Linked DNA regions of Homo sapiens: regions 2, 3, 4 and 5 are each linked to region 1. A link is a loop called in an ENCODE intact Hi-C map of the cell type or tissue named here. Cell type or tissue: ascending aorta. All regions are shown on one strand.

Region 1 (5,000 bases):
ATGCAGCCTGGAAAGTTAAAACGCGATGTAAGTGATCACATTTTTCCCTCTACTCGAAAATCCAGTGCCTCTAGACAGATTGTTAAAACTGCATATTTAAATCTGATCTCATTCTCTCCTTTTACTTAAGTCAGTTTCTTCTGAAGCCGATGGCCTCTCGAGAGCTTGGTGGCACACATACTGTGTGAGAATCTCCTTTGAGACTTCATGGAACAGGGTCCAGGCACAGAATTCCACACTCTGCCCTCCAGTTAACAAGCCAAAACCTCACGTACGCTCCCCCATTTGCAAGTTTAAAGTTTACTCGTCCTAAATGCAGACTTCATACCTATCTTCCAAAAGTTGATAAAAGCAACGTGGCAGGTATTTTCGATTTTCCCATTCCAGATACTGCCTCTATCAGTCGACCCTTACCATTTGTAACATAATAGATTGAAACAACAGGTTAAGTGCTTTGGAATTAAGAGTTAAAGGGAACCGGGGGTGGAGAAAGGAAAAGAAGGTTGAGACCTCCAAAACATAGTTTTCTGTTCTATGGGAATTTTTGCTCTCATTATCTGGGAAGTGTTCTTAAAAATAAGAATTAATAGCAAAGATGCAGCAAAGCTCTGAGGATGCATTTGCCTGATATTTTTTTCTTTGCTCTTGTGTTTTTGTATGTAGTTATAAATACTGTAGATTTTTTTTTTGTGATTTTTTGCCAAAGTTGTTGTTCTATTTATACATTTTAATGTCTTAAGACATTTTTTCAATATCACAAAAAGATTTTACTGCGTATTTTGCAAAGAAAAAAAGCTCACTACCTTTAGCTTGCACATACTTGCAAAGTTAATTAAAAGGCTTTTTGTTTTAAAGGGGATTTTGTAAAATATCCATATAAATAATGTATTTATCTTTCGAATTTGTACATTGCTTTTCCCTTCTTCCTCTTCCTTCCACCCCCAATTTATTTTATTGTGTATGTTTGCTACGTGAAAAGTGCGTATTTGTTTGGTCACCTACACTTGTATTAGCTGTTTCAATGTGATTTTTAAACATTTCATTTATAGTTATTTTTAGTATTGTTATAAACCATGCTTCAGTTTTTTTAATTTCCACCCAAAAGTCATTGTCTATTTTTGTATTATTTGTAAGTTAAGAAGTTTTTTCCAATATATGGCAAAAAAAAAAAAATAGTAGCATATTATTCTTGTAGTATTTAGTTCAGTAGATTTAAAAAAAAATGTATCCTTTGCTTTGGAAGCTTACAAAACAACCCTAATGCTGTTTTACTCTATTAATATGCATGGAATCTCTCCCTTTGGAGTGACGCATTTTGTGCATTAAATTCTAGGGAGAAACTTCATAGAAATCAATGAACATACTTTCTTTCTTAAGTCTGCTTGTATATTTCCTCTGTCTTTCACATAAATATAAACCAGCAGATTGGATGCCTTAACAATGCAAATCATATTCATTTCACTTGTACATTGTAACTGTGCACCAGAACTGTCAGTCATCACTAACATTCTAAGAAAAAAGAAAAAGAAAAAAAGAAAAAAAAAAAAACAAAGAAATCGAAAAGCACAAAAGAACTGTTTTGTTACCTTAAGACAATGTAACTTTTTCTAGTAGAGCAAGAAATCATTTACAACAATGCTGCAACTGTGCATGCCCCCATATGGATTTTGCAATGGTTTTCACTAGGCTGTCAAGAGTGCGATTTTTATGGGTTGGGGTGGGTGGGGGAGGGGAGTTGTGGGAGGGTAGGGGAGGGAGGAAAGCTGTTTTTCATGGTGAGAAATAATAATGATGACTAATAATAATAAAAAAAACTGGAAAATGTAAGCAAGGTGGACGCATTGCTTCTCGGTACTCAGAAAGGTTATCTGAATTTGCGTGGTAAGCGCTGGCCTGAAGATGTACACAAGTTAAAGCCATATTTTATCTGGTGAGCCCCTTAACTGTTTCTGAAGGAATGAACGGTCAGCCGGGAAGGTGTCCGGCTTAGACCTTGACAACAGACACTACCCATCTGTCAGCCATGTGCAGTGGTTAGAACTCTTCTTGAAAGTCCAAAGAGCCTTTAAAATGTGTATAATTTGTGTTTTGTTGCTTCTATTTCTATTGATTAGATGAAAAGACATTCTGGCCCTCTGATCCTCTTTCTTCTCCACAAAAGTTTTACAAATAAAAGATGTTCCCCTAAATACAGAATATGGCTTTAAGAAGAAAATGAAATGAAGAATTAAATTAAGATTTCAGTGTTGGGGGAAAAAATACAGCTTCTGGATGACTGGATTGCATAACATTGCCCTGGCCTCACATTGTACTAGGATGCAGCTTAAATGAAGTCATCTCTAAATCTACTAACCTTTCACCTTCTTATCAAAACTTTTTGAATAGACACACACTGTACAGTTCAATTGTTAGAGAACCTAACTACTGTAGAGATTGTTAAATTTTTTTTTTTTTTTTGCAAAAATTCAAGCTGTAAAAACTTTTCAACTTTCACAATATTTAATTAAAGTTACTTCCTGTCTGTGATGGCAGCTCCTAGTTGTGTATTCATTTCTCTATTTCAGATGAGCCAAAGTCCAACATAATGTAAAAGGTCTGTGTTTGCAATGACTCAGATCAGTCTTGATACCCAGTGAAAAGGAATTAGGGTAGTGCTGGGACACCCTCTTTCTTATGTAGGTCCTTGGGGATTTGCTAATCTGGGATGCAAATTGAACACGCGCAGCGTACTGCTGCCCTCTGCCGGCGGTAGCTGGATGTGCACATGCCCACACCGGTCCATATAGGAGCCAAGAGCCCCCAGCAACTTCAACAGCCAAGCCCTGAGATCCTCCTGCGTGATTGAACTGTGAATCCAGGAAGTGGCCATTCTAGAACCCCTATCCTTCGTGCTACAAATCTGAACCAAGCTTTTCACACACAGCTGCTAATTAATCCCAGCGAGCCTTCTGGTCAACTAATTATGTGCCCTGGCTCATTGATGAGGAGGCATGTGTGAACTGAGCCTTCTGTTATCAATATTTTTTAACCCCACATGAATAAGATACTTTTCCTGTTGGACAGGAGTGAAACATTCCACAAATACTAGATAGGTACCTACTCATGTAAAATTGTTTCACTTTAAATTCCATCATGATCATGAGTCTTTCTAAATGCACACTCAATGATTTTCCTACTTTTACAGTTATTGAACATGATGAGGTTAATGATACTTGTAAAATGCCTCAAAAACTCAGCAGATAGGCTGTAGGCCAACGGAAACTTGATGGCCAGAGGTGATAGGATGGCTGCAACACAGTCACATGTGGTGGGCACTGTTTCGGCTTTGGAATATAGCCCGATTTGAGTAATGAAAGAGAGTGATATATAAGTTAGAGAAGCTGCCATCCTTTTAAAGAAACTTGCTGAAAAGTGTGGCCATTCAATATATGTTTCTTTTGAATTCTGTGTTTGATATAGTTTCCTGTATTAGATGCAGAAGATAAAGATTGAACAAGAGGCCCCTTTTCTCAGGATGCACACCATCTCAGAAAAGACACACTTATATTCAAATTATGCTAGAATGGTCGGCCAGGCTGAGACAGGTGTGCCACAATGCTCCACAGAGCACAGCTGACGTCCACACCTCTGACACGCTGGCCCCTACAGTCTTTAAGGGCTACCTCTTGAAAGTGCTCATTCACTCGATCGTTCATTTATTCATTCATGCTTGTAAACTTTGCGCGTTTCCTATGCCTCTGGTGCTAGGCAAGACATGGTGATACATCGGTGGGCCATGGTGACATTATACCCACTTGGAGCTCATACTTGAGTGGGGCAAATGAACGTTAAGCAGCCACTCAAGTGCCTGTAACAAACGAATCATGGTAATGAAGAAAATGTCTACAATGCTCTGAAAGTACATTGCAGCAGGATCTGATTTAACCTGAAGTGCTGGGAAAGGCTCCAGAGAAAGTAACATTTGAGCTGAGGTATAAAAGCTCAGCAGGAGCTAACCAGGTGGGCCTGGCCCCTTAGGCAGAGGAAATGAGGGAGGTGTAAGAACACTGAGCTTTGGAGCACATAAGGTACATTTAGGAACAGAAAAACTATGTGAGTGGAGTGTGCAGATGTGCACAATGAGACTGTGGGGCTTGGGAGTTCAATTCAGAACATGTCCTGAGCACCTACCACGTGCCTGGTACTGTGCTAGCTGCCAGGTACACTAAGCAAATGGGCCATAGTTCCTGCCTGTAGGGCCTATGGCAAGGCTCATAAACTCACAGCCCCATATTTGTTCATAGGGGCTATGCTGGTTAAAAAATCGGGGTGGGCCAGGCACGGTGGCTCACGCCTGTAATCCCAGCACTTAGGGAGGCCGAGGAGGGTGGATCACGAGGTCAGGAGATTGAGACCATCTTGGCTAACATGGTGAAACCTTGTCTCTACTAAAAATACCAAAAAAAATTAGCTGGGCGTGGTGGTGGGCGCCTGTAGTCCCAGCTACTGGGGAGGCTGAGGCAGGAGAATGGCGTGAACCGGCAGGTGGAGCTTGCAGTGAGCCGAGATTGTGCCACTGCATTCCAGCCTGGGTGACAGAGCGAGACTCCATCTCAAGAAAAACAAAAAATGAGGGGGTAAACTAGGGATAAAAACAACCAGACAGGGAGTGGGAGGGCTGGGGCCACTGGCAAGTGCATGCTCTGTCCAAAGTGAGAATCCCACTTGCTCCAGGCAATTGCTCCCATGTGAGAATGTGGACCCAGTGTTGCCCATCTTTCATTTCTCAAGAATGCCAGATATGTTACTAGATTATTTAAAAATCTGGCATAAAATTTTCATTTTTAAAATGTCAGCAACTTATCTAAAAACAGTGTTTTAAAAACACTTTCTTGGCCAAACTAAGTCCAGAATCCCCTAGAGTGTCAGTTTGAGACTTCTGACCAAAAGATAAGTTACGAACGGTGATGTTCACACAGCCTGATTTGAAAGTCATAATGACATGTTCTCTCCATGGAGAT
Region 2 (5,000 bases), 180 kb before region 1:
TGTGTGTGTGCGTTTGTAGTATTTGGTTATAAACTATTATCATAACTCAGGGTCACTAAAATGTCTCTCTAGAAAGAGAACAGCCTAACAGGAATGAAATAATTTAGTCTCTATTTTTGATGAAGCAATAATATTTTTGAACAGTCAGCTGAATGCCTTCTAAGTTGCCTGGGTGCCTAAAGGGCTTAGAAAGTTCTTCCATGGAGATAAATAAGCTGTCAATTCATGATGAAGAAAATCAAACTCATGGTGTTGATCTTGGCTGGGACGCTGGTACAAGTATGAGAGAAATTTTTGCCGAGATGTAGCATAGCCCATGTGTTAGCAGTTAGCACTCCAGTGCCATACTGTGCCTCTGCTCGCCTTTTCAAAAGGTAAACATGGCTGTCGAAATAAGGAAAAGAAAAGATTAACCCATTCAGGGGCATGCACCTAGTAAGTGACACTGTAGCTCCCTAGAGGATACAAAAAGAATAGGGGCAAGAGTCCAGAGAGTGGCTGTTATTCAGTTACTGGATTTCCTCTTCTCAGCACCTTCTCAGAGTTGGGCTTGGAACTGTGGGCTTGGAACTGTGGGAAAACTGAAGTGAATCTGGGTGCAGTAGGAAAAGGAGTTGGTGGAGATAGAGGCTTCAAGAAAATACATGCCAAAAGCCAGTTCACTTGCTCAGTTCTTTACACTTTTACAATAAAACAGGGTATTTCTCTGACTTTGTGGTCTAAAGTCATGCATATTTTGGAGCACCTAAAAGAAAACAGCAAACAGCTTACTTCTATTTGTACCAGGTTAGTGCACGAATGTAAAAAAGACCTCTAAATGTTACCCTCCTATTATGAAAATCCAAAGCTGGGCATGAGCAGAAGAAAGGGAGAGAATCATGCTATTTTTTAATTTCCTTTGTATTAATACAATCGAAAGGGGGCTATCAAAGCATAACACTGGCCTGCCCTCCAGCTGCTGCGGTAGGTGGCGTTTCACTCGGTTGCCTTGAGATTTACAAATTCTAAAGGTATTTTCATGCCTCCAAATTGAACACAAAAGGCAGGCCCATGGAACAGTGGCTCTGAACTTCTTAAACTGAATAATAGGGCAACGTGAAACTTTTTATGGAAAGATGTTGTTTTTCCTGAAGTTCTTGCAGTACAGGTTGTAGGAGCTTCCTTTTCTCTCTATGCCCTCGGAGGTCTCACAAAGCAGCAGGCTCAGTGAGACCGAAAACATCAGTGTGTCTCCCATCTAGGAAGTCTCCAGTAATAACTGGTCCATGTAATGAAAGTTTCTTCTAGCCAAGACTCAAATAGAGAATTCTGATGTAACTTCCTGAAGAGTACACTAGAGGGAAAAGGGGTCGTGGGATTGAGGGTAGAGATACATGAATCTCTCTAAGCCTCAGTTTTCGTATCCTTAAATGGAGACAATAATAATACTACCTATTAGAGGTATTGGGAGGCTAAAGGAGACAGTGCCTGCAAAGTACAGTGCCTGCTTTATTGCAAGCTCACTGTAAATACTTGAGGTTGTTACTGATTTTTGTTCCTGCTAATATTATTATATTTTATATTATTGGCCGTAGTGTTTCAACTAGTCATGTGATACCGAATATGCCATGGAACAGTTTTTTGGCCTCTAAACTTTTCGCATCCACAAAATGAAGCAGTTGGATCAGAAGATATCTAAGGTTCCTTCCTGTGCTAAGATCCTAGAGTCCTAAAGTTCCATTCTTGTTGTTGTAATGAAGTGAAAAGCACACATATTCATACCAAAAGGGTCATAAATTTAAGATTCTTCTGTGGAGGGACTGGGAAAAGTCTTTACAGTTTTAGGTTGTAATTAAGAAAGTGAATTATGCTAAAATTGACTTTAGGAAAACAATGGTGTTTTGTGTAACCACATGGATATCATCTGGGTATATGTAAATAGGAGGCAGGTAAAAATGATGAATGCTAATCTCTGTAAAATTCAAATGAATATTAACTCTTATTCAAATAGCACAAGTACATTGCACAGGGAAATCAAGACGTGAATTCATATAATTTCATTTTTTTCAGCTGTGCACATCCTTTGGTTACAGAAACAGCTCAGAACTTAGGCATTGCTCATTTCCTAATAGAGTATGACATCTGGGCTGCTACTTTTAAATATAGTAGCTTGTTTGCTCAGGCTTATGGCTCAGTAATATTTGTTTTGTCTTATGAATGTAGTGAAAGCAGGGATTACAGGTATTCCTCAAGGACTAATTAGAAATAAAAGCTTATGTATATGAGGGAAGTTTTCGGATAGGAAGTGCTCTTGCTTGAGTCATGAAGTGACACTGGTTTCAGTTTCAATTTTGATACATTGGAACTTGGTACTTTTTGTAGAGTCCATTTGGAAAGGTTAAAAAAATCACTTGGAATTATCTGCAGAAGTTCAGGTTAAAAATTGTTTGTCCTTCTTCCTCGGTTTCAAGCTCCTCTACCCTATTGACAAATTCATACCTTCATTCCTCTGTTTGGATTTTAGGAAATAAATTCAAGAAAAGAAAAATATGTAACTATCATCACTGTTTCCATAAAATAAAGGTGTTCTAGAGATCAAAGAGAGGCCTTGTCTTGGAAATACAATTTGGCCAAAACTGCCTGGTGTGTGTGTGTGTGTGTGTGTGTGTGTGTGTATGTGTGTGTGTGTGCTTGTGTGTGTTCATCTCTCCATGATTCATTCTGAGAGCTGTTTTAGCCTTCATAAAATATTCATGCTAGTTGTGCATGGTTCTATAATTGCCATCTCAGGCCTTGAATTATTTATAGGTTGTACTGTTCACATAGTCTCATTTACTGATAGAGAAGATAACACCATACAAGAGGATCCCAAACACTCTGAGGCCTGTTACTTTGCATTAAGTAGTGGAATTATATTACTGTAGGTGTAAAACACTGGCCTTTTTTTTCCTCCTCTCCCTTTAATATATCATTTTTGTATTTATAATATGCTAATTGTCAGAATGCTGTTAAGCCTCATAATTCCTGCCGAGTCTTGCAGAAATCAAGATGTGGCTGAGATGATTTAGCTCTTGATCTCAGAATGATCGTTCTAAAAAAAACCTGTCTACACACAGCGTAATTTATTGAAATGATGTATGACTTTACATGCATACCTGAGCCCTTTTGTTTTGTACTATTGATCAGTTTGTATGTCTCAGTGTTAACCAACACGTGGTTGGTTTCGGTAGACATTTACCAAGAGCCTTGCAAGCTTGCTGTCCCTAATTAAATACTGAGTCTCAATTCACTTGTGTGACAGTTTCTCTGCACCTATTTATTTTGCTTTCCTAATTCTCCTTTCCCTTTTCTGCCAACTTGATCTTTCTTCCACATAGATTATATTCTTGATATTTATTTGAGGGTAGGAACATGCTATAGGAACATACTATAGTTGTATCTCCTCTCTCTTTTTTTGGTGTTATTTAGTTGCAAAAGTCCATTTAATGTTAATAAATATCAAAAGCCAGATTCACCACAGAGTGTACTTTTCTGGTATTTCATTATCAGTATCCATGTTTAAAGAGGAAAAACAGAAAAATTCATGGCAGCTCATAATCTGCTGATATATTCTAGTTTTCTCCTCTACCAGTGGAAACTCATGAATTTTCCTCTGGCCTAGGAACTTCCAACTCTATACAAATCACTAACAAACAATCCTCCATCTCCTCTCTTTAGGCTGATCAATATTTTCTCTCTAGCCTTCTTTCCATCATACAGGTTGTGTTCCCTTATGTGTGTGATGTGAGCTTTCCCATACCTATATTAGCCAACTCGCAGCTTCTCACTGTTGATCTGCATACTGCTGGTGGTGGTACTTCTCACTGTATACCTACATACTGCTGGATGCTTTTAAGTGGTACCTGTAGGTGTCTTTAAATAGCACTGAATTAGGTGATAAGGAAATCATCTTATTTAAAATTTCTTTTAGTTTTCCTGATGAGGCCAAAGTCCTTGTTTGGTGGGAATCTGTCTTTAACACCTCCCTCACATTTGCTTCATCTTGGTTTTCAATGAGTACCCTGTGGTAGGCAACAGTATCTAGCCAAAATTTAGTAAATTTTTAAAATTTTGTTTACATTCACTTTTAATTATGTTGCTTTCTTTTATCTCAGATAAGTAGTATGGGTTTTCATTCATAGTAGGAATGGAAAGTGTCATTCAAAAATAAGTTTATTAGGGATAAAAGGAAATGAGTCAGTATACATAAAATATTAAGTGAATATTATTATAGGTAAAAATGGCAAAAACTCTGAAGGTGCTGTTATGAGTGATTGAAGTTCAGGGAACACTGTGGCAATGCCAAAATGTGGCGAATCACTCTAGAGAGCTGTGTATTCTATAGAGTCAAAGGGAATGGAAGGGTTGAGTGATGCATAAAAAGAGGATGTAGAATCTAAGATGCTAGTGGGGGTAAAGACGTGCACTTTTGGGCAATTCACTTATCTTTGTCTTTAGACAGTAAAATCCCCACTAACTAGGGTTCTGGTCAGTCGGCTTTTCTAATTGAAGGTTCACTTGTATTGATGAAAATCATTTCTAATGGCACAGGAGTCCCATTTCCACTATAGTAAGTCAGAGTTGAGGGAGAAATTGACTATCATTAATGAATGAAGGTTTTCAGGTTGTTTTAAGCCATTGTGGATCTTGTAATGTTGATTAGCAGTAAAAAAAAAAAAAAAAAAAAAAAAAAAAATTAGTGTCATTCTTGACTGAAGAGCCCTGGACAAAGGTATGGCTTTTGATAAAGCCAAAATATTAGCTTGTTTTGTTATTCAAAGGGAATGTGCTCTGGGAGATTTCTGGTCTACACCCAGGGACAGTGCCTGGCATATTGTAACAGCTTAGCACATACCCATTGTATTGAACTGAATTAATGGTATGTAGCAGGGCTCTGATTAACTAATAGTTCCTCCAAAAATGTACACACAGAAAAGAAAAGTGAAGCATGATTGAAGATGAAATAAGATCATTGTTTCATC
Region 3 (5,000 bases), 520 kb after region 1:
CTCTCCTACCACCTACCCATCCAATCATAAAGTTCTTTGGATTTGGGGTGTCTCTCAAAATGCCCTTTAAATCTTTTTTAGCACCCATGTCCCCTAGTTCAGGACCCCATTCTCTCATGCATGCTCTGGTCACCAAAATGGTCTCCCTGCTCCCCAGAGAAGCCCATGTGTCACCACTGGATTTATTTTCCCAAACAATGCTTTGCACAGATAATTCTCATGATAAAATATCCTCAAATCTAAGCCCCTTAGTCTGCATTAAGGACCAGTCCCCCAGAACACACACACAGACACCCATACAGTTATATAGTCCTTAATGATCATACACAGAATCCTACTAACATTTAATATGCTAACATCACACTAACAGCAATAAGCATACTAACATTGAGTGAGCATTAATATGAGCTAGCCACTCTGATAGACACATGATCATCTCAGTTAAGCCTTACCAGACAGAACCCTATGAGACAGGTATGATTGCGACCCCATTTTACAGATGAGTTGCTGAGGCCCAGAGAGGTCTAGAGAGATGAAGTGACATGAGCTAGTTTATGCAGTGAATTGATAAAACGAGGAACTGAATGGTGGCCATCAGACTCCAGAGGCCGTTCCCTAAATCTCCACCCTCTATGGCCTTTAACCATGTCTCCCCCTCTGCCCTCTGAGAACCTCAACCACAGTCCCTCCGAGAAACATCCTCAAAGGGACCACATCTCAACTCTTGTCCTGGAAAAGATGTTGATGCCTGAACTTGGAGCACCATAAATGGAGCAGGCATGCCCCTCTGTCCAAACAGCAGACCCCATCAGATGTCCCCAGCACCAGGCTGCCAGCCAACAAGAGGGCAGCTCCGCACAGCTGCATTGCAAAGCAGCAGACCAGGGCGAGCTACTAACATGTGGATGCCGCCACTCCACAACTTGCTTAAAAGCCACACTGTGTTTCCTGGACAATGGCCGCAGGCCAAAACACACACATTCCAGTTTTTACGACTATAAGGTAAGCATTCTTTTAATGGCTCTTTCCCTGTTCCTTCACTCTCATTTGTGTTGTTTTCCTGGTTCCCTCTCCTGGATTTTTTCCTTTCTTAGCTCAGCTCTGCTCTCTGCCTCCCTTGTTTCCAGAGCCTCCTGCCTCAAAGCTTCCTTGTCTCTATCTCCTGCCTGGCTTTTCTGCAGCTTCCTTACTGTAGTAGTCTTCTCCTCCTTTCTGGGTTTTGGTCAGCTTTTCCCTAATTACTAGACTTCCCTTCCTCCTGTCTTCCTGTTTGCTTAAGGAAGCCTCCCTCCCCTCCCTTCACTTGTGTCTTCTTCCCACTTCTGCCAGCCTGCCGGCCTCTCTGCTTCCCAGTGGCCTCTCCCCATTGCCCTTTTCTTCCTTTCTGGACACCTGGTCATCCTTGCCCCACTCTCCCTTCCCCACACCCTTCATCTTTCACCTCTGTTCTTTGTCCCTTGTCTCCTCTCTCTGCTCCTCCCTCCCCTCCCTCATGGGTCCCCTCCTGGTTTCCATCCCCCCATCACCCCTCCCCTTATCTTTGTTTTCCTTCTTTCTGGCTGCTGATAGAGTGGGAGTAGTTGCAGGCTGTGTCCCTGATTTCACATGCAGACCAGGAGCCAGCCTGTCAGTCTAACAATAAAATTGCACGGAAACGGAGGTCTCAGTGCCTACATGCAGTTTGCCCCTAAATGGAGCTGAGCTAGAAGGTTTCAGAGCAAAGCCACCAAGAGTCCCAGGCATCTGGTTCTACAGGCAGGATAGAGAAAGGACTTACTGTTTCTTTTTCCCACTGATCTGGTGTAAGTCAAGGCCAAAGACCAGGGCTGAGACGTGTCATTTGTAGGTTGCAGCCTTGGGGTGGGACCTCCATGACCATCCCTGCCTCCTGACAATAATACACAAAACACACACGTGCGCACACACACACACATGCTCATTTTCTTATTCACTTTCCTTCAGAGCAAAGGCCCTGTAACTTTTCAGATGAAGTATACAAAACTCCCACACTGCAAAATAAAAGCTATAAAGAGAACAAGAGCCACTACCACAGAAGGAGATGTTGCTGCTGGGGAAAGGGCTGCCTCCATCCCCTCTACTCCCGCCCATCAATTCTTTTCAACTTTAGTTGTTCCCTGTTTCCTTGACTGAGCCCCCATTCAAGCTGAGCTGGTGCCTTTCCTTAGAGGACAGCGCCATCTAGCAGGTGAAATGCCAGACCCTTAGCTGAGAGGCGAGAAGAAAAACTTTCCCAGCTGCAGGCTCCCTGGTTCCCAGCTTCTCTTTTTAAGTCTCAGCCAGTCAAACCCCAACAGGTCTGAAAAAATGTGATTTAACCCTTTAGCCTTGTTGAAGATTTAAGTGTCTTCCAATCACCCCTATTTCTCCAGTGCCTGATTTTGTTTCCATCTGTGGCCTTAGTTCCTAGAAAAAGCTAGAACGTTCTAGGTGAGCCAACAGTCTGCGTCTGATGCTTGGGACTTAAGGTGACTTTTTTTTTTTTTTTTTTTTTTTTTTGAGACGGAGTCTCGCTTTGTCGCCCAGGCTGGAGTGCAGTGGCACCATCTCGGCTCACCACAAGCTCCGCCTCCCAGGTTCACGCCATTCTCCTGCCTCAGCCTCCCAAGTAGCTGGGACTACAGGCACCCGCCACACACATGGCTAAGTTTTTTGTATTTTTTTAGTACAGATGGGGTTTCACCGTGTTAGCCAGGATGGTCTCGATCTCCTGACCTTGTGATCCGCCCGCCTCAGCCTCCCAAAGTGCTGGGATTACAGGCGTGAGCCACCGCGCCCAGCCTTCAGGTGATTTTTTCCAAAGCAAAACAAAATAGAATTTCCCAAAGCAGTCTAGAGGATGGCTTAGGCTCCATCTGGAGTTAAGTGGCAATCTTTCTTTCTCTTTCCTTTTTCTATCACGGTTTCGTCTTTCCTTCTGTAAAGACCCTATCTCCAAATATGCCCGCATTCTGAGATAGTGGGGGTTTATGACTTCAACATCAACTTCTGGAAGAACACAATTCAGCCCATAACAGATGGCAGATGGTTTTCTTTTCTCTTGCAAACTCTGATCAGTTGGTGGTGGCTGCTCAGACCCCTTGCCAAAGAGAGTGAGAAGGATTCTAAGATCAAATCCATATGGGGCAGAAAAGAGTGCTGTGAATGACTGTCAATGTCTGCTACAGGCATGGGAGTATGGAGGGGCAGCGGGATGGTCCCATGCTTGCCCTTGCTGGAGTAGGGCATGTGCACAACATAGACCCTGCCTCTCAGGAGCAGGGAACATCTATCAGCACTATATATCTCAACATACCAAAAACATCCCAAGGCCACACTTCTGAAAGAAGGCCCAGGGCCATTGTGTAGTCCTCTCAAGCCCTTCATTTTACAGATGAGGAAAACTGAGGTCCAGAGAGCTTGTGTCTTGCCTATGATCCCTCAGCTCCTTTGTGGCAATACCAAGACTAGACCCTAACTTCATATCTCCTGACCTATTTGCTTTTTCCCAAGATCTCCAGTTGCTCCTGGTAACATCAAATGAAGACAGAAATTCTTGTATTGCCCATGCGAGATTCCCCAAGTCCCTCATCCTACAGACCCAAGAAGGAAGCATGTGAAGAGAGCGAAGCTAAACGTTGAAGGTCCTGGTTGGAGTTGGTGGTCAACTCCACTGTTGCTTGGATCACTAGGCATTAAAGGGTTCTGAGGCTGCATTTAGGCCTTTCCAGAGAGAACACTGTCATCCATTAGCAATGGCTGCCATTGCTATGGGCACAGGATTGGACAGTAGAAAGATGAATATTATATATTTGTCGGGTTAGGTCATCTCCGAAGTCCCTTCCAGTTCTAAGATTTTGCAATAAGAGCCTTGAGCAGGAATCAGGTTTCTTTCTTGAACTTAAATGAGAAAACTAGGTTAAGGGACATGCTGATGTTCTGGATGTCTGAATATATATGTGACCTGCTCCAAGGGCTTTCAGAAAAGGCCTCTTCTTTGCACCGTTATGACCCAGAAGGCCCAACTCCCCATTACATATGATCCATAGTTTCAGTCCCACTGAAGTTCTTACTGGTATTTCTCCATATGCACTTTTCACCCTAATGTCAGCTAGTGAGACTCAGGCTCTGGATCACGGCTGAACCTTGGCAACTTCCATTTACTTGATGCAAGTGACAGGCAAAGAGTGGTTACTAAAGAGTTATCCCTTAGCCATTGCAGGTGAGGGGATATGCAAAGGTCAGCTGGCTCACAGGCCCCAGAAAAGGTCAGCTACAAGAAAAGAAGTACCATTTCTCAGAGGCTGTCCAACATGCCACAACACTTGTATGTGTCTGACTCATGGGGTTGTTCAGGAAGAGATACTTTGAAACGTTGAATACATTTGCCTCTTAACTCCATATAGAGGCAAAGACATGGGTTCAGGTTCTTCTGCTCCAACTCAGCTTGAAATCTCCAACTCCCTTCTACTCATCCGTCTTGGCAGTTTCACCTAGACCAGCTTCTAGGGAACATTTGAGGTAGGTGTTTATCACCTGGAGGAAAAAGCTCCATGTGAATGGCTATGGAAGAATGGGAGAACTGGTTAAGAACTCAGCTCTAGAGATGATCATATCTAGGTTCAAATCTCAGTCCCACTGCCTTCTAGCTGTGTGACCTCAGACAAGTTACTTAACTCCTCTAAACCTCAGTATTCCCATCAGAAAAGTAGGGAGAATAACAGTACCTTTCTCATATTTGTAAGAGTTAAACAAGATCATAGTTACTCGTGCTATTATTGGTATTATTAATTCAACAGACAATTAGGGTGCACCTAGTCTGAACAGGTTGGAGTACAAATATATTGTTCTTCACAGAGTTCATGGTCAGTTCCAATTTAGCTATGTAATAAGTGCCAAATCAGATACTTGTTCAAAGTACAAGGAAGGAAGGATTAGTTCAACCTGGGGATCAAGAGAAGTTTCTTTACAGAGTCCATAATATTTGAACCTTAAAGAAGGAA
Region 4 (5,000 bases), 350 kb before region 1:
TTTGTATGTAATACTGTTACAACTATAAATGGCAAAAGAACGTATTTTAAGCCTCTTGGGGTTTCAACAAATTGTGATAAAAGGGTGGTGGTGGCCGAGATGACTTTCTCCCACTCTATTAAGAAAAAGTGCAAAATGAATGAGGGCAAACTGCTGGCTGCGATTGTGATTGTGCACAACTGCAAAGCGGGATCGGCTGGGATGGAGGCCACGGAGCAGGAACACCCCGTGTCTTGCCCCCCCTTCTGAATGCCTCTCAGTAGTGGCATTGTGGGGACTCATGAATTACTTCTTACAGTCGGGGCTCCTTGCTATAAATCCAGCCCTGGTGCCGAGCGCACTGTGGGCAGCGGAGCACCGAGCCGGGCCGGCGGTGTTTGTGTTGTTGTTAGCGACACGTAGCGAGTTCCTCCTAAGCGGAAAGGCCCCGGCTCCAGTTTGTCGCCAGCGAAAGCCGAAACACGAGTCGCACATGTGGAGCGGGAGCCGTCAGCCGCCGGGCGGCGGGGTGGGGGGGTGGGGGGCTGCGGGAGCGGGGGGGAGGGGGAGGGAATGCGGCCCGAGGCGGGGCCTAGCGCTCACCGGGGGATTTGTTTGGGGGGCTGGGGAGGGGAGAGAGGGGACAGGGTGGGAGCAAAGAAAGTAGCCCAAGGGGAACCAGGAAAAGGATGCCTTGACCTCTAAATGTTGTGCCCTCCCCGTGACATCTCACTACTTGTGAGAATATTTGAGAATTAAAATAAAAAAAAAAGGAACCCTTTGTGGTGCGGCTTCAAAATGGTTTTCCTTCCCAGGATATCCTGTGCCTGTCTTTGGGTGAGTTTTTCATAGGTTACTTGGTTAGGAGACTTCTCCTATCCCTTTAAGAGGTAAAAACATAAAAAACAAATGTAAATGTAGGGACTTTAACACTTCCCCCCTTCCTAACATTCGTATAATTGCTGTTAAGCCACACTGAAAACCCTGGGGCCTGGTGTTCACCAGGGTAAAGTTACATTTCACAAGCAGAAAATTGACTCACCACTTAGGAAAATTGGCTACCAATTATGTGTCAAAGGCTCTAAAGTCAGACCTGAGGTTTTCTTTTTGCCAGAATGGGGAATTAAAAAGAGCACAGGCACCCAGCTTTGTACCCACTACTCCCTCCGGGAGCAATTCTTGCTTGCCGCTGGGTTTCTTCTGAGTTTGCTTCTAAGCCTTGGCGGGGAAGGAGGGCTCCTGGCTGAACCCAGCCAGACTGGCTAGCAGGATGAACGGAGGCAGGAGTCAGTCAACCCTTATAAGGGAGTTCATGCACAAGTATGTTACAAACATGCTTATGGCCTGTGTGCAGAAAGTAACTGGTGGCCTAGCACAGTTGACCAAAGTTCTGAGAGCTATGACTGAGACTCAGGGGCCCAGGGGAGCTGGAGAAAGGAGGGGCTTCTGAAGGCCAAGTCACTAAAGTCAAGGGACATCTGCTGTCTCTGGTGACATGTTTATCACACCCACACCACGTACATTGTCCTGGAAATTTATTGTTGTCTCCTCTTGTAGGAGAAGCCACCTGGGCAGGAGGGGAGACAGTCCCTTGTGGGAGGACTGATGGTCCTGGTGGGGAAGCATGGAGGGGTAGAAGTCAAGAGAGAACAAGAGGAAGAGACAGACAGGGATACAGAGTCATAGATACAGGGGCAGAGGAAGAGCAATGCAGAGAGGGAGAGGGAGGAGAGGAGAGAGAGAGGGAGGAGAGGAGAGAGAGAGGGAGGAGAGGAGAGAGAGAGAAAAGAGAGAAGAGAGAGAGAGAGAGAGAGAGAGAGAGAAAGAGAAACGAACCTCTTGTTTACTTCTCTCCCCGCTGTCCCCTGGTTCTCCTGTATCCACTTTCTTGACATACTCCTTGCCTTCTTCCAAGGCCTGCTTTCTGTTCCTGTCAGAGTGGCTTATCCTTGGTTTTGTTTTTAATGCCGTGAAATTAAACCTTATTTAGTGCTTCATTTTCTGCCTCTAGAGGGAGAGAAAGAGAAAGCGTTAGGACCCACCAAATTGAATGAATTTGCTGTGCTGTGTCGGAGAGAGTTAGTTTTGTAGGACAACCGGGATGTAAAATCATTCTGGAGATTATCACCAGATAAGCACCCCTCCCAAGAACACGATGTGATATGTAATAATTTTAGTGAGGAAAACCATCCTTGTTTTGCCTTCTGGGAAATCTTATGCTATTTCTATTTGATTCTAACGTTGGACAATTTCCAGAGTTCTGAAGAACCAACTATCTTAACTCCTCAATGATTTTGACAGGGAAGACAAAAAAGGGACAGCAATTCTGGGGCTGGGGCTGGATCTCAACCAAAATATCTAATTTCAATTTAGTCCTGGCTTCTTAGCTGGAACAAAGAGAAAGTTTTTACATTTTGCAGAATATTTAGTTCGCCTCAAAGTCTATTGGGTTAAAATATATGTGTGTGTGAGTTTTTCCTTTCATAGTGGTTCAGAATGCCTGAGAGTTTGTCTAATCAAGACTCAAACATTTTGAGTGGATTTTTTTTCCCTCCACCATCCTACTTCTCTGAGATATCTTTTCTAGTTTTAAGAATCTCACAAGCTCCCTCAAGTGATGCTTAATTAGAGGAGCTTTCTATCCACTAAGTATTTTCTTAAATGTATAATTGATTGTGCAAGGAAGGAAGAGCTGCTGGAGTGGAAATCATACATCATTTCATTATTAATGGCAATGTCTAAGTAAAATGCAGACATTGTCATGCTAATGGATAGCTGTGTATGTTTAGCTTTAAATCAGAAGCTTTTTTCCCCTTTACTGTTCTGGGATCATTTTAGGAAGTTTAAGTAGCATTTAATATATTGATAAATACCTGCTAGCATGCTGGGCTAAGGTTGGAAAAAGGAGCCAAATGAAATCCTGACGAATGCAGGGGAATGGTGTGACAAAATGAATAATTTGGGATGCCATGTACATTATTACCTCCTTTTTACTACTTGTGAAGAAGCTGGATTTTTACCTGGATTTAATTTGGAAGACATGTGTATTTAGCACTTACTGTGTACTGCTTCCACTGAAAACATCCACAGATGTCCTCAGAGAACAACAGAACTGAAAAGTTGCTGAACGGCCCTCACCCTGTTTTTGGTGTGGAATTCATCAGCCAGAGTGAAAGAGTCTCTTGTGGATCCTGAAATGGCTGGCTTAGATCAGAGGCTTTCTTAGTTTGCAGTTCCCCAGAAATTAGACCTTCAGCAGGGATTTGGATGCAGGTAGTTTATATGGGCATGATCTTAGGAAGCAGGAAATGAGGGAGAGAGAAGAGGGAAAAAAGGCAAGGAAGAAAAAGTAAGGCAGTGATGTATTATCAGAGTCACTGCTGTGGCTGGTACATGGTCCCATTGGAATCTTCTAAGGGACAGAGTAAAATGTGCCTCCTAGAGCCAGGCTCCAGAAGTACAAGAGGCTAGAGCATTATCTCCTGGCACCTGTCCCCTCTTGGTTGAGGGCTGTCCCAGGGTGCTGGTGTGCAGGCTGGGCATCTGCTTCAGAGTTGGCATGCCGTGGAAGGAAGCCACGACATAGCAGGTTGTGGTCAGGGTCAGACATGTGGCTGAAGTCAGAGGTGGGACACAGGGATGTGAGGTAGGCACCAGATGCATCTGTTATAGAAGCTGAGTGTAAAGTTCCTATGGGGAGGGAAGCTTGATAGTCCATCCTTTTTTCTTTATTGAGTACCTACTGCGTACTTGGGTGTAGGAGGCATCTGGTGATTCTTCATTGAGTCCATCAAGAAGTGCACAAATTCATATACCACAAATGTTTGTTGAGTGCTCATTGTATGTCTGGAGACCATTCTGTCTTCTTCCCTAAGAGTGTTCATGCTGTTGGACCAGGTGTTATGATTTTGCTCTGGAGAATAAGGTATTTCCACATGGAGCATGTGGAAAATATAGTGCCTATCTCCTGAAAGGTCCAGGTGATGCAAAGATGAATGAGACATGATTGGAGGTTTTTCTTCTGTCTGAAATGCAGACAGTTCTGGGTTGGGCAGCTCTGTAAGATGCTGAACATGTGTCCTTCCAAGAAGCAAGGATCAGAAAGCAGACTTTGATGGGGGATGTGAGAGAAAAAGTTCAGACAGGCTTCTATGAATTTACTAAAAGTTTTGGAAAGGTTATACCCCCGTGGGAGGGAAATAGCAGTAATGGGGTATGTGGCAATGGGTACAAAAGGGTTGGGGCTGATGTGTGAAGGACCTTGAAGGGCATGAGAAGAGGTATGGGTTTTCTTTTGTAGGGAGTCTTTTTACACAAAGGGGAACATAAAATTCATGTGGATGAAAACTCAATGTCAAAACATGAATTCATCTTCCTCCTTATTATTGATGGATTTCTCTGTCCCTTCAGTTATAGGAACCGAGGAGTCATCCTTGCTGTTGCCCCTCCCCCATCTCTGTCAGCCATACTAGTTATCTCTCAGCTCTGTCCCCTTTGCGCCACCCCAACTCTGCCACCTGACTCCTGCCTTAACTCCAGATTGGTGTCTCTGCAATCTTTTGGTTTCTCTAGAGACCCTTCTCTCCTTATAGGAGCCAAAGTAAGCTTTTGAGAATTCGAAGCTGATCACGACATTCTGTAGCCTTTAACTCATCAGTGGCTCCTTATTGTTCTTAGGATAAAAGCCAACTTTCTTACTCATCTGCTGTTCCCATTGCTTCTGTCACGGACATTCCTTCCTCTCTGAGAAGCTCAATTCATCCGTCAGATTCTAGCCCCTTTCCCTTCAGTTCTCAGAGACACCTTCACTCCCCAGCTGGGTCAGTTCCCAGCATAGGATGCTCTAAGCCCCATGCAGCCAGGAGCTGTGGTTGTTTGTTTACTATTCTATTCCTCCTGACACTCAGTACTCAATAATAAACACAGTGCCAGACACTCGGTACGCAGTAATATCTATTGAATGAGTTATTGGATGAAAAGCAATGTAGCTTGTGGCTGTGGAGGGTACGGATTCTGTCCAG
Region 5 (5,000 bases), 110 kb before region 1:
ATGTCCAGACAGAACAGCCCAGACCCCAAAGAGTAATTTTTGAGGAAGTTGAGTCAGTACATCATAGAGTTGAGATGAAAGTGGACTTCCCATTCTTTGCATGGCTTATGTGGGCAAAGTCAATGATACATATTCCTGTGCTTATGACATCACAGATCATCACCACGGAAACATCTGTGCTGTAACAAACGCTGGATTGCAGTGTCACTAAATGTGTCAGGGAGGAGAGGAAACTGGCTCAAAATGATAAGGCTCTGAATAATGAAAGTTCACTGAAATATGTTAGCAATGGCAGCCTCGGTTGTGGAGAGAAATATAAGCAGAACTATTCCGAAAAGCACAAAGCAGGACTTGTGCATTATTAAAGGTTGGGCAAGGTTGGTTTCAAAATGCTGCTCACATTCAAAACATGGTTTTCTTAAAAAGTCACTATCTATGCTGTCTTGCATGACAATAAAAATCCTTCAGGAACAGGAGCTCATCTCTCAAACTGCGTATAGAAAATCTTCTGCATAGCAAAGAAAGGCCAACTGGGGGACTTCCGTGTGTTTTGGGAGAAGACGTAAAGATCAGGAGCAGAATTGGCCATGATTATGTTTATTGTTTGGTAAGTCAGTGACAGTATTAGTTCAATGATTGCAGAAATTAATAATCAGTAAAAGATGACTCTGAGCCCTCTGAGGATTTATATAAGTTGCACAGTGGTAGATCATGAACTGAATCCAGCCTTCAGCCATATTTATGTTTGGGTTGCATGGCACCTTCAGAAATTATGTATTAGTTGCTGGCAATTGAAGATAGAGAGATTATATGAAAACCTGGATTTACTAATGTCTTTTATAATCAGAAGAGCTGGTAGTGCTGGATCCACATTCTCAAATGGCAACGGGTAGGGAAAACTCAGAAATCATCTTCCTTTTGGATGAAGCACATACTCTACATTTAGCCACAATCCCCACCAATCCCATTGCATCTCCTCATCCCATTTCATTGACTTACCTTCCTGCCTAGCCCTGTGAGCATTTGATTTTGTGCTCCTCATTGGAGGGATTGGAGATTAATCGTTGTTCCTAGCACAGTTCCTAGTCTATGGAGGGCACCCCCTATATTGTAGCTCTGATTAGTCTTTATCAGTTATAGGCTGAGTTATGAAAACTTGATCCTGAGATCAGCGGTATCCAATTGAACTTCCTGTGATGATGGAAGTGTCCTATCTCTGTGCTGTCCAATATGATAGCTACTAGCCACTATAACTATTGACTACTTGAAATGTGGCTGGTATGACTGAGGAAATAATTTGTATTTCATATTAATTAATTGAAAATTAAATGTAAATAGCTGCGTGTAGCTAGTGGCTACTGTAATGGGCAAAGCAAAAGCAGATTGAGTAATGGGATCAAACATCCAGTCAGCTGTCCTCATTTAGGATAGAATGTGGAAGATAGACAGTAGGGTTGTGTGTGTGAACTTGCCCATCTTACAAGAGATGACTTATAATAGGCTTCATCACCTAGGGGCATCTACTTCCAAAGTGGGAACCACTACCTGGCTAGAATTGTTGTCAATTTCAGGAGCCTAAGACATGTGTTTTACAAAATGTTTATGTGCACATTCATAGCAATAAGTGTAAGTCATCTTAAGCTTAAATAGGAAGTCTGACTGTTCTCTGTCCCCTAAATGTTCAGTTAAGGGTACTACTTAAGTATAATAACTGTACTTGTGAGTGGAAAAGCCTACATTATTTGATGAGCTGCTTGACTCCCACATTCACGACAGCATAGAGCCAAGAGCCAGGGTGAGTGAGGGTACTGTGAGAAGGAAGCCTGTGGAATCCTGCTAGACTGCTGGAGGGATCCTCTCTTCTTAGGGCCAAGGGCACACAGGCTGCCATCTCTTGAGATTTCCATCGTGAACACACTGAGCACATCTAATGATCATGTTGCTATAAACCAGCTCACAAGTAGGATTCTAAAAGATCCCTCTCTCATGCAACTTTTTCTTTCGTTCGCACCTTGTTTGCCTGGGAAACTTGTCACTGGCCCTCTCCACCGTGCCTGGTAGTCAGAGCCCTCCATTTGTCTTTGTCATAGAGTTGAAACCCAGAGCCATCTACCAAGCTCTGGCTTAATGGCAACCCACTGGCCTTTTTCCTGAAACCTGCCTGCCATAAGCCAACTTTTCCAGTTGATCAATAAATGACTTCACTGCTTCTAGGGATATATACATGGAGGACAAAACAGATGTCTGCTTTTTTCACTCCAGTTTAAGCTCAAATTATAGCTTCTGCTCCCACACCCATACCCCTGCCCCAGCAAAAAAAAACATGCCTCCTTAAAACATAGAAATCTTAATGAAAATGATAGAAACAGTGTTGTAGCTAATTTTGTTAAGTGATGACTATTACCGATCCTCTTGTAATAGAAAAAAAAAGAAGAAAACACATGTGACTATCTTCTGCTTGGATCATTCATCCAATTGGAATTATACATCATCTAATCTTACAGTCAAATTCTGCTAAGAGGATACCATATCTTTTTTATCTTTGTGGGCAAACATCAACGTAAACTCCTATTACAATAGTGAATTGAATGATTCCTAGAATTCAATAGGAAGAGAAAGACAAAACCCTCTAACAAAAAAGTAGATTCTACATGTTTTAAAATTTCTTCTTAGCAAAATTCATAGCAAAAACATTTCCTAGAAAAAGACCAAGGTAATATGAACTGAGAGTAACTAATGAAATGCTAAATTATCTGCACGCATCTATGTTTTTATTGCTGAATTTGGTCCTGCCTCCAGACATAAGGAGGCTAAAAATTCATATTCAGATAAGGAAAGGCAAACCTTGGCGAACAGATGGAGCAGAGTTCAGCATAAAGGTTTAATCCTATCAGGCCGATTCCTGTATGGCCATCTGGATAATCCGGCACACACATTCAAGGCCTGTTAAAAATACGACTCCAGCCAAGATTAGCGTCACAGATTTTCCACTAGACTTGCTCATATTTGGCTTTATGATTTTCCAGGCCCAGGAAGACTGCTTGTGAATAAAGACTTAAATAGTCCTTGAAGAAGCAGTTGCATATTTTTTTAACCTGAAAATTGTTTCCCCTTTTCACAATATTGGGTGTCCATTTTTGGAAGGTTATTTTCATTTCCTTTTTTCCCCTTGGCTTTCATTTCCCAAACTTTTCTTACAACAGGACAATAAGGAGAATTGGACTAAAAATAATTTTGTGCATAAAAGTTCTCCTTGTCAGGATGAAGAGAGTTATTTACTTATTGTATAATCAGAGGCACGTGAATGTACTATTGTTGCAACAAATATCACAATTGGATCCATGAATAATTCATTTTGAAAATTCTCTTACCCTCCATGACAATTTTTCCCCATTGCTTTGCAATGGAGTGACTGACAGTCATAGAATAAGAGGTGGGAAAGAAACCCAAAGAACTGATGACAATATTTGCCTTTGGCTGCTCTAGGATTAATATTTTGTACATTTTAATTTTGGATTTGGCAGATCAAACATGAGGTGGAAAACAGTGTAGTCACACCTTGAGTTATAAAATTCTGAGCTGCAGTGTAGTTAACAAACAATTTTTGCATATTATGAAACAATGCTATGTTGTGTGTCATTAAATCAAAAAGCCTTCAACAAGTCTTTCAAGTGCAATTTAGAAGTTACAGGTACATCAAAATGTCAAGATTTCTTACTGCTAAATTGTCAAATAACCCCGTGTAATGAACCTGCACACAGTTCCAGATCTCCGACAGACAAACTCAGGAATCCAAAAGCGCTTGCCCTGGAATGTTTTGGATTACAGTTGTTGCACCAGCATTTTTGTCCTTCCCTTGCTCAGGTGCTATGTCCATTGATTGTTGAAAAATTTTGCTAATTCAGAATAAAATAAGAAAGCTGCAAAATAGGAAGAGAATATAATTTGGGCTTAGTCTATAATTAGCAAATGGCATAAATTGGAACTTAGACACTATTTTGCTAAGTTTAGGTACATCTAGATATTCACCACTAAGCTAACACTGCCTTAATGTAGATGGACATTGGAGCTACATTTCCAAATAGTGCCTGTGAATTTTTCCTTTTCTTCTTTTCTGCGAGAGCCATTAATGCTGTCAAAGCAAAGGGCATTCTTGCCAAATGAAGTCACTTTGGAATAAAGGATGAAAATCACTTGAAATTCTCAATCTCCTCATTTAATATTTAATAGGTTTAATTGCATCTAGTATGGAGAGATCTCTGTATCATGGGTTACATTTCTCCTTAAAGTGACAAACATCACACACACACACACACACACACACACACACAGACACACACACGACTCTTTTTCATATATAATACATGAATCTTTGCCAAGTATTATCTAGATATGCTAGTGGACAGGACAATAAATGCAGACAAATAACAAAATGAAATAAAAACCCTAATAAACAATAAAATGCTTAACTGCATAATGCAATTACTGAAGAAAATAAAGTAAGGCAGAAACAAATCCCTAGTAACACAAGTTAAAGCAACAGCATAAGTGTTATAAAGGCTGCTACACCTTGCATGAGGAAACTGTCAAATTTGTTTGTTTGTTTATTGGCTGAGTTTATTTGTTTATTTGGAGTTAGCATTCTGAAAGTGAAGTTTGCATACTCTGGTACCATGGTTCAGGTCAGGCATTCTAATTGCTTCTGGTTTCTAAAGCATCCAGTTGGAGAATGGATAAACAAAGAATAGATTTGCCTCCTGTGCATGGTGAAAATACAGAGGTCCAGTCTTCCAGCTGGAAGAAAACCTTCTGTTTGTCCTCTTGCCTGTCCAGTAGCTGCTAGTTTCAGGATCAAAGAAGGCAGGTTGTAGTGCTAAGGAGCTGTGAGCAGGAAGGTCATCATTCACTGAAAAAAAAAAAAAAAAAACACCAGCAAAAACAAGCATTCAGATCGAGCAGGAGGAAGAGATATCTGTGCGCTGAGTCCAAGTGGAATATTT

The links. Peaks named below come from ENCODE experiments on the same cell type or tissue, not always from the same donor. Only the 100,000 strongest peaks of a DNase experiment are listed, where the experiment ranks them.
Region 2: a loop joins it to region 1, with 2.2 times the contacts of the local background. A loop is called at or near these places in 12 of 110 quality-filtered maps.
Region 3: a loop joins it to region 1, with 6 times the contacts of the local background. A loop is called at or near these places in 84 of 110 quality-filtered maps.
Region 4: it touches region 1 in a loop (4-fold over the local background); 17 of 110 quality-filtered maps call a loop at or near these places.
Region 5: a loop joins it to region 1, with 6 times the contacts of the local background. A loop is called at or near these places in 6 of 110 quality-filtered maps.

What each region holds. Positions count from the first base shown.
Region 1 is chr5:158,693,446-158,698,445 of GRCh38, reverse strand. EBF1 (EBF transcription factor 1) reads left to right here. Exons shown (of 16, transcript NM_024007.5): 16 at 1-2,526. Among named protein-coding and RNA genes, the nearest start is that of LINC02227, 290 kb to the right of the region's middle. RefSeq lists an enhancer at 21-675. In ascending aorta, a CTCF peak has its summit at 2,745 (motif pointing left); a DNase peak (open chromatin) is centred at 2,745; H3K4me3 peaks cover 693 bases; H3K27ac peaks cover 1,190 bases.
Region 2 is chr5:158,872,711-158,877,710 of GRCh38, reverse strand. All of the region lies in intron 6 of EBF1 (EBF transcription factor 1), which reads left to right. Among named protein-coding and RNA genes, the nearest start is that of EBF1, 220 kb to the left of the region's middle. In ascending aorta, no CTCF peak of the experiment used is centred here; no DNase peak of the experiment used is centred here; H3K4me3 peaks cover 2,466 bases; H3K27ac peaks cover 3,026 bases.
Region 3 is chr5:158,172,314-158,177,313 of GRCh38, reverse strand. No RefSeq gene overlaps it. Among named protein-coding and RNA genes, the nearest start is that of LINC02227, 230 kb to the left of the region's middle. In ascending aorta, a CTCF peak has its summit at 2,188; a DNase peak (open chromatin) is centred at 2,203.
Region 4 is chr5:159,046,955-159,051,954 of GRCh38, reverse strand. All of the region lies in intron 6 of EBF1 (EBF transcription factor 1), which reads left to right. Among named protein-coding and RNA genes, the nearest start is that of EBF1, 50 kb to the left of the region's middle. In ascending aorta, a CTCF peak has its summit at 1,984 (motif pointing right); DNase peaks (open chromatin) are centred at 364 and 1,304; H3K4me3 peaks cover 2,398 bases; H3K27ac peaks cover 3,398 bases.
Region 5 is chr5:158,803,282-158,808,281 of GRCh38, reverse strand. The region is part of intron 8 of EBF1 (EBF transcription factor 1); the gene reads left to right. Among named protein-coding and RNA genes, the nearest start is that of EBF1, 290 kb to the left of the region's middle. In ascending aorta, no CTCF peak of the experiment used is centred here; a DNase peak (open chromatin) is centred at 2,958; H3K4me3 peaks cover 157 bases; H3K27ac peaks cover 3,405 bases.